2 separate regions of the Homo sapiens genome follow, and region 2 is linked to region 1. The links are chromatin contacts, found by Hi-C or POLR2A ChIA-PET in ENCODE. All regions are on one chromosome and are shown on one strand. The core of a region is the stretch at or near the end of the contact, and the rest is flanking DNA. Distances in the headings are between cores, read along the strand shown.

The links. Hi-C counts contacts between places; a loop is a spot of excess contacts on that map. ChIA-PET counts read pairs that join two places held with the same protein, here RNA polymerase II (POLR2A). Pooled maps may share reads with other maps.
Region 2: a loop to region 1 is called in a map of gastrocnemius medialis, with 2.6 times the contacts of the local background. The contact joins the enhancer-like site here to the promoter of LINC01852 in region 1. A Hi-C loop is called at or near these places in 2 of 168 maps with a recorded cell type or tissue (ascending aorta and gastrocnemius medialis) and 10 of 50 pooled maps. POLR2A ChIA-PET finds 5 or more read pairs at or near these places in 1 of 52 experiments (PC-3).

Annotation. Positions count from the first base shown.
Region 1 is chr15:38,070,434-38,075,042 of GRCh38, forward strand. LINC01852 (long intergenic non-protein coding RNA 1852) reads right to left here and starts at 2,557. Exons shown (of 3, transcript NR_147201.1): 1 at 1,615-2,557; 2 at 1,397-1,524. RefSeq lists an enhancer at 2,035-2,900.
Region 2 is chr15:38,396,283-38,400,891 of GRCh38, forward strand. No RefSeq gene overlaps it. Among named protein-coding and RNA genes, the nearest start is that of FAM98B, 56 kb to the right of the region's middle. Within about 2 kb of position 2,034, at least 7 of the 41 ENCODE cell types and tissues checked have a DNase peak (open chromatin) inside an H3K27ac peak, as active enhancers do; they include ascending aorta, where a contact is called at or near this core.

The DNA of each region.
Region 1 (4,609 bases), core at 1,307-3,806:
TGAGATTTTTGACTTTATGGAGGTAATCAGACAAGAACCTTTGATCCTTGCTTTCACTAATCCCTTCTGAATCATTGATTATTTGCTAGTGTCAGGTAGATCGACTCAAGTCACTGCCTAGTAATGACCAATCTGAAATGAGGATAAAGGTGCTCTACAAAAGCATATTGTAAATCAGAAAGAAACAGAAATACCCAATGATTTGATGAAAACTCACTAGTTCTGTAAAGGGAGGGAAACCACAACTGTTACTGTTGTACAACTTTTGTTCTATCCTGGAATCACCTCACATGTGAGATTTTTAAGTGGGTTGTACTCACCTGGTTAAATAGACACGAATGGGACAGTCTGAAAAACAGTCTCCACTCTCAGGGTTGATGCCCACATCAAGACAAAAAGCCAAACGGACCCACAGGACAAGAAACAATGTTGTGGGCAGCCGTGTGTTTCGCATATTGCCCCTGACACAAACAAGGAATTATGGAGGTCCCATCTTTAAACAGACTTTATATTACTCACCATCTGATCAGTGTGTGTGTGTGTGTGTGTGTGTGTGTGGTGTAAGAGTGAGGGAAAAAGACAGGAGCAGGCATTTGCTTACCTAGGCATTACTTGAATGGTATTTCCTGCAGACATGTGGAGGTATATTTAAGGTAGCAAGTACTCTACTATCTCATGTTTATCAACTTCCTGATTGGGATGCAAAAGTGTATTGGATTTTCTGAGTGGAAAACATATTCGTGTATTCCAGACCTCAGAGGAAAACAACCAAATAGAAGTCTAAACCAGGCCCAAAATAACAAGAACCATGGGGACACATTTAGAGCAACGTATAAGAAACAATGATGTCCATCATGCATGGCCATTACTCTTCCCGCCCTGCTTCTCTGGGGTGTTTAAAGAATCAGTGATTGACTAGGCACACTCCTTATGAATATAAAACATGATTCATGTTTGCCAGTATTAACCATCCACTCAGTTGGAAAAAATGACTCCTCCACCTGAGTGCTGCACTCTTCTTTGGGGCATTTCAGGAAACACTTGTAGCATGTTTGTGCTCTCAAAAATGTTTTCCTACCCTTTCCTTCAAACTTCTCCTGAACTTACGCCTCGCCGAGGACCCCAAATACCTACCATGCTCTCCCTATTTCTTATTTAGATTTATAAGGAACAGAAAACAGCCAACAAGTTAGTATCAATCCCTACACTCCTGAATGTATTTGTTCATTCACTCAACATATTTGTTGAACCCTTATCAGGGCCAGGGACTGCTCTGGGCACAGGAGATACAGAATAAAAGACAGGTTTGGCTGGGTGCAGTGGCTCCCTCCTGTAATCGGAGCCCTTCAGGAGGCCACGGTGGGGCAGGAGGATAGCTTGAGGCCAGGAATTCTACCTTACTGTAGGCTGCGATTGCACGATTGCACGCTGCACTCTAGCCTGGGAGAGCAGACAGGACTTTGTCTTCGTGTTGTTATTGTTGTTGTTGTTGTTTAAAGGTTCATGTTCTCAAGGAGGCATACACTAGTGGAAAGAGACATTAGACAATTAGCCCTAGTAAAAAGTGACACAAAGTCAACCAAATAGAGGTCCCAATAGGATCTTTTTGTTTACCGGAGTTCCAGACCCACATATCTTCCACCTGTGCAGGTAGATAAAGTGTCCACCTCCAACTTAGAAAGAATTCCACAAGCACCCAGAACTTCATCACATTCGTTCTCCGGCTTTGTGATACTCATTTTAACACACACACAAAAATACTAAGTTCAGAGAGGCTATGTGGATTTTCTGAGGTCACACAGTTGTCTCAATGGAAAAAGCAGGGAAATGTTATAAAATAATACGAGTATCAAAATAGCTGTCCCATCGTCGTCCTTCAACACTTGCAGGTTACATCATTTTGCAGGTCTGGCTGTGACATCACTTCTGGATATGCGACACGGCCCACCCCACCACTGAGAAAATGGAAAATGCTGAGCAGTAACCTCAGAAACAACTTCCTCCTGCAAACGCAATTTCTTTTCCGCCTAAACCTTTACAGCAGGGAAGGTGGGTGTAAGGCGCACCAAAGAGCCTTTCAAAGTAGGAACCCCGGCCTGCAGGTCAGCCTGGATCGTGTCCAAATTGAGTTCCACCCCTGGTGAAAACCAATCTGTTTATGGGTACGCTTTTCTGATGTTACAGAACGTCTGCGAGAGAGGGAGCTCAAGTTCCCGCCTGGTCTCTAAGTAACCCGGCCCACAAAGGTGCATACACACGTCCGAGACAGAAAAAAGCTTGCCGGTCGTTCCCTCCTCCCAGGCCTGCAATGAAATGCGCTTTAATTGCATCAAAGGGTTCTTCTCAATGGGGTTTCAGAGGCGCGAGAGCGGCGTTCCCAGCGAGGGTTCCTTTCCGGCTGGCCAGCATTCCTCAGCCCCGCGCGGGGAAGGGGATGGGGCTCCTTCGGCAGGGCCTGAGGCTCATTTCCATTCCTCTCGCATACAGCCTCTGTTGTGCGGGCCGGGCCTGCAGAGGGTAGCCGCGGCTGCCTACGAACAAAGCCCCATTCATCCCCAGGGACGCTTCCTCCCCGCCGGCCCGCGGCCGCAGATGGGCTGGCCTGGGCACGCCATCCTGCAACCCGGGCGCGCGGCCCGGCCTGGCGCGCACAGGGCTCCGATTCAGGACGCCGGGGCTGGCCGGGGCGACCCGGGCTGCTTTTTCAGCAGGCCCCACAATGAGGATCGGCTGAAACTCGCTTTCATTTCTGGGCCGGGGACAGGCAGACACTGAGTCCTTTCAGCCGGGAAATCCTCAGTTTACTCACGGCTTGTTGAGAACGAAGATGTCAATTTCCACTGCCCTCTCCCGGCCTCCCCCACCCTTGCCCCCTCGGGATGGTACGGTCCGAAGTTTCCCGAGTTGTGAGAGGACTTTGTTTCTCCTCTGCGGCCTCTGAAATCCCGACGAAAGGGTCATTTCCTGACTTTTGTGTCTCTTCAATCCAGTGCCTTGAAAGTTCTTACCCTCTTGTTGTGACTGAGTGCATAATTGCAAGGCTGCTCCCTAACTTTTTTTCAGAGCTTTAACATTCCTCTAGGTTCAAGTTTGGGACCGTGGCTTCACAACAAAGACCAGTTTTTTCCTCCCCCTCCTCACTCCTGGGAAAAAGGAAAAAAGGAAAAGAAAGAAACCAAAACGCGTTTGTTCAGCAACCATGTTCACAGATTTCGAGCACACTTCTTCTGGCCCCACAGGTTAGACCAACAACAGGTTAATGCCACGGAGAGCTCTAACGCCAAATCAAAGGACTGCAGTCTCACTTTTTCTTAAGTCTCAGGCAGCTGGGGGAGTTGGGGCGGTGTGTGCTTAATTTCTAGTGCACAATCTAAAACAGAAACAGCCTCCAGATCTAGATTCCTAGGCTCTGGCTTAAACAGGGAATGGCAGAATCAAAGAACACCAGATATAGGAAGACTTATCAACCCTAATGCATTCATTTTACAGATAAGAAGCAGATAAGATCTAAGAGGGGAAGAGACTTGTCCGCCCTCCAAAAGAAGCTGGTTCATCCCAGTAAAAATTGCCTCAAACAAACTTAAAAATAATTTTCAAAAAGAAAGCCTCCAAGAAAAAAGTGTTGTTCAAAAATATGTTTTCTTTTCTCCCTTTGTGTCAGAAAAAGTTTTCTCTGAGTTGGTGGGAAAAGGGTGGGAACCCAGGTTTGAGCTGAGGATTAGAAAAAAACCTTCAAGTATCTTTCCAAAGAATGCTCTCTGTGTTTCTTTCACTTCCTGCATTTTGAACATTGCTACTCTCTCTCTTCAAAGTACAGTCATTCCCCCGTATCCGTTGGGATTGGTTCCAGGACACATCCCCACCCATAACCCAAACCCTGGGTGCTGAAGTCCCGTATATAAAATGCAACATATTTGCATATAACCTATGCACATCCACCCTTATACTTTACTTCGTCTCTAAATTAACTTACGATGCCTTAAACAATGCCTACACATCACTTGATTCTCCTGGATTCAATGTAGTACTTGGCGTGGGACAAATTCAAGGTTTGCTTTTTGGAACTTTGTGGAATTTATTTTCTGAATATTTTTTATCTGCGGTTGGTTGAGTCCATGGATGCAGAACTGACGGATACAGAGGGCCGACTGTATTGCATCCTTGGTGTGGCTAAAAAATACAACGAAATAAAAACTGGTTACTTGCTACTCCAAGACTTCTTTCGTCCTGCAGGAAAAAACCTTCACAATCTTAAAATGGAGATAGGATTACTTTGCATGGGTTATTTCTAAATGTACAAAATGAATCAGTATACACACAGATAGAGAGAGAGGAGTGCTTGTCATATACCAAGTACCATACTAAGCACTTTACACGCATTCCCTCATTGAATGCTCACAATAGCCTATGAGGAAGATGCTATTACTACCCCCATTTTACAGAAAACAGACCAAAGCTGAGAGGGGTTAATTTTAACTTTATCAAGGTCACACAGATGTTAAATGGCCAAGTCACACAATGTGACTCCTGGGCCTGATCTCTTTCACGCTAGGCTTCACTGATACTTGAGGCACAAACACGTGGGGACACACTGGACACAGAGGTCTAG
Region 2 (4,609 bases), core at 784-3,283, 330 kb after region 1:
ACCTGACATCCCATCCTCTTTTAACTAATGGTTTTAGCAAGTCATTGATTATTATTGCCTGGATTTATTATTTTATTAGGGGTTGCAAAATGCAACTGATTAATTTGCCCAATGGCTATTGCCTATCGAATATTGAAACTTCCAAGTGTATTATTTGTTTTCAATAATGCCGGGCAAACTGCTGATACTTCTCTGTGTTCACCCTTCTCCGTATATTCTGATTTTTAAACTCTTTACATTTTTCGAGCTAGGTTGGTGGTAAGATCATGTTGTTCATATTCCAAGGAATTGTCTTGACATTTCTTTACATTATGGTTTCAATCACTCCACCGAGTAAAGGTTCTGGACATTGTTTGCATTGACAGTCCTTGGCATAATCATAAAATATTTGAAGATGGTCTTTTAATTATCTTTTCTCTCCTTCTTTAGAATCCTCAATTTCTATACTTTCCCCATCTCTCCCCTCAATACACATATCTTTTATCTTTTAAAGACTTTTCTATAATCAGAATGAAACAGAAGAAGCTTTATACTAATGTGTAAGAGACTTGCTGTCTTGCCTCTCTATGAGTTTGCATTTTAAAGGGCGAAAACATACATTTACTTAACCTAAAGAAATGAATCCTGAGTGATGAGATGCCAAGCTCCAGTGCTGGAGCCTTTTTTTTTTTAAGCCAGAATTTTCCCTGAAAAAGATCACGAATGCCATATCATTTTTACCATGAAAACACAGAGTCTAGCCTGCATGTGTGTCACTCTTTGGGCTGGGAACCTCTGTGCTCTCGGCTGTCCTTTCTCAAAAGCTTCTTGGTTTCTTCTGTGTCTCAAGAGCCAGTGTCAAATGGCTAAATGAGGAAAAAGATTGTTGATAGGACCATGGCATCTTAACATCCAGGTTTAGGTTATAGTTACTTGAGAATTTAGACTTTGCTCTCTCAATCAAACAACACTTTTAAAATAGCTTGTTGATTAGGATTAGCTTTGGCTGTAAGCAACAAAGAAACCTAAAATAACAATGGCTTAAGCAGGATGGATGTTTATTCCTCTCATGTTCCTGAGAAGTCGAGTTTGTCAGTCCAGGACAATCTGGGCACTGCAGAGGGTCAGAGACCTAGGCTACTTCCACTGTGTGGCTTCACCATGCTGATTCCCTTCTCAAGGACCCCTTGGCCCAGACTGATGGCTAGAACATCACTCATTGTTATCTGAATTCCAACTAACAGAAAGGAAGAATGGAAAAACAAAGAGCATGCCTGTGCCTTTCAGGGAAGCGCTCATAAGTTGCACGTGCCGCTTTCTCTCTGCATTAGCAGAATTAGCCATATGACCACACCTAGCTGCAAAGGTGATACGAAATATCTTTATTCTGAGCAACCACAGGGTCCGTTAGAAATCATGCATTTTATTACCATGGAAAGAGAAAAAAGTGGATGTCAGTGGAAAACAATTAATATCAGCTGCAAATAAACATTATAATAGCAAACAAGAAGCAATGTGGTATTGAGTGTCCCTTCCCCCAAATTAAAAACAGGGCACTCTTAGACAATTTACTCACTAACTGTAAACTGTTATTAATTATTTTTGGATGGGGCTGACCTTACTTCCTAACATGACATCAAACCCATGTTCTCCCCTCCTCCTACAAAAAAAAGTTGAATCCCTTCTGGTGCCTTTTTTTGATGTAATTTGGAAGCCCACACTGGGTAAAAACCAAATTATTGTGGCCAGTTGTCTCTATTTCAGTGACTTCCCTTTTTAGGGGAAAAAAACTTCTAAAATAGTTTCATGTGTATTATATTTTTAAATTTGGAGTAAATGAGTGCTCACTGAATCCATTTAGTGCTTGGGTTTATCTGCTTGGGTTTTCGAATTGGTCATGTGGGAGAGGAATTCCTTGAAATCTTTTATTTATTTTGTACTTTATATAAAGCACACCATGTTCCCAGGCTCCAATGTTTTAAAAGAAATCCTCACTTCCAAAACAACATATTGTCCAAAGTGGTTGCCCTAGCTCACTCCTCTGGGTAATGGCGGCTGACTCATTGTGTGCTGGCCAGACTTAACCTTCCACAGACAGCTTGGATTCTGTAGACACTAGGATAAGCTTCCTGTTTGGTCAGGCAGTGGCTAAGAATCAAATCAAGGTTGTGGTTTATCTCTCTGGATATGGTATTCAAGATGGAACTCTGTGGGAGAGCTGAGGTATTATCCTGGCTAGATGACAGAGAATGGCTCAGAGATCCTCTGATCAGTCAGCCCTTGAACTTCTCCAATGGCAAAAATCCAAATTCTAATATTTTCACCAAAAGCTTTCCCCTGATCAGCTGTCATGTCCCTTTGGTTTATACCTTGACTTTCCAGGCATGTAGTCAAAAGGTGAGAATAACGATTTACAGGCTTGGCCCCCCAGGATTTAATGTCATCAGAAACTTCCTCCCAGATTTCCTCTGAGCTGCTCCTTTCCTCTTCAATAGTCTCTAGATCCCTTCATATATTCTCACACATTTCCCCCCTAAATTCTCTCCACTTTTCACCTCTTTTTTGTTATCGTCGTTAAATTTGATTTTCCCCCACTTCTGATGCTATGAACAATGGCTCCTGTTCTGCCATTGTCCTAGAATAACCTAATGCACTGCATCTACATAGTATCTCTTCCTCATTCCTAAAAGAACTGTCTAAATTCTCACCTCATTCAAAATGTAATAAATGAAGGTTCAAAAGTCGTTGTCAAAGGGAATCAAGGGATTGATGATCATTCTTTGCCATAAATCTAGAGTAAAATCATATTTTAAAGGGAATGCACATAAAATAAAAATATACCCCACCCTCAAATTCTTTCATTCAGGGAAGGTTTTCCTCTCCTTTTTCCTCTCCTACTGCTTTGGAGGATTGCGTTACAGAAGTAAGGTAGGAGTATCAAATCGGCTGCTGAATTTTTCTCTTTTTTTTGGCCACCACTTTTTAAAGATTATAGCATTAGTTTGTATCCCTATATTTCTTATTCAAGTTTACTTATTTTCAGATTATTTTTCTTAGGGTTTGAGGGATAAAATTTAATATCTGGCTTCACTCTGCCACCCTATTCTGGAAGGCTTTTATTATTCCTCAGGTTTTTTAGAGGGGAGGAGATGAACTAGTTAACTGATTAATTCTAAAAGTCAGTTTCTCAAGAAGACCTTACCAGTTCTACACTAATATTAAGGCTAGGAAATAGTGATGATAACAATAATAATAAAGACATAATAAAAGACCATGAAACACATTAGTGTTCTTATACACTCAAAATATTTCCAGGGCTTAGGTCAAAACACGATTAAACATCCCAAGGTAGATATAGATAAATTGCAAAATAATAACCTCAAGTCTAGCACCTCTTCACCTACTTCGGCTCAGCCTATTCCTTTTCTTTTTAAAAAATTGTGATAAAACACACACAACATAAAATTCACCATCTTAGCCATTTTTAGGTGACAGTGTTCAGTGACATTGAGTACATTCATATAGTGCAACCGTAACTACCATTCATCTCTCCAGAACTAGTCTTTCTATCTTGCAAACTGAACCTAACCTCTGCACCCATTAAACAGTAACTCCCCATTTCCCGCCACCCCCACCCCGCCCCAGCAACCATCAGTCAGCTTTCTGTCTCTGTGAATTTGACAACTCTAGGTACTTCATATAAATGAAGTCATACAGTATTTGTCCTTTTGTGACTGGCTTATTTCACTTGGTATTATGCTTTCAAGGTTCATCCATGTTGTAGCATGTGTCAGAATTCCCTTCCTTTTAAGGTGAACAATATCCCATTATATGTATATACAGAGGTCTTCAAATAAAGCCAATTTGGTCAATGTCATTTTGTTATAACATTCATGAGGAAAAGAAATCAATTCCTGGCAGGAACCAATGTTTGCATATTCTCCTCATGTCTGCATGGGTTTCCTCCCCTATCCCAAAGATGTGCCCCTTAGGTGAACTGGCGTGTCTACATGGTCACACTGTGAGTGTGAGTGCATGCCTGACTGTGCCCTGTGATGGGATGGAGTTCTGTTCAAGGTGGGTTCCTGTGTTGCACCCTGAGTTGCTAAGATAGGTTCTGGCCACCTGTGACCATTAACTGGGATAATTGGGTAAGTAATTATCTTATTTTTATTAATCTTTCTTAAATGTATCTATAGTTCACATTTATTTCAATGTTTAATATTAGAAGTGCTTTGGTTTCTATTTAGAAGTTTGGTGATGCCTTGGTAACCAGAAATATGTTGTAGGAACTTAACTCTTCTTTATTTCAATCAGTCTGTGGTAAAATTAATTTCGTTATATGGCGCTTAGCTTAAAGACAGTTTCCAAGGACCTATTGACAATGTTAAGTGAGGACTTACTGTATCCTGACTGTTTGTTCATTCCTTCGTCAATGGACATCGGTTTGCATCCACCTTTTGGTTACTGTGAATATTGCTGTTACGAATATTTGGTGTACAGATATCTCTTTGATATCCTGCTCTCAGTTCTTTTGGATATATATTCAGATGTGAAGTTGCTGAATCAAACGGCAATTCTATTTTTAATTTCTTGAGGAATCGTCGTACTGTTTTCTATCAACGTATTC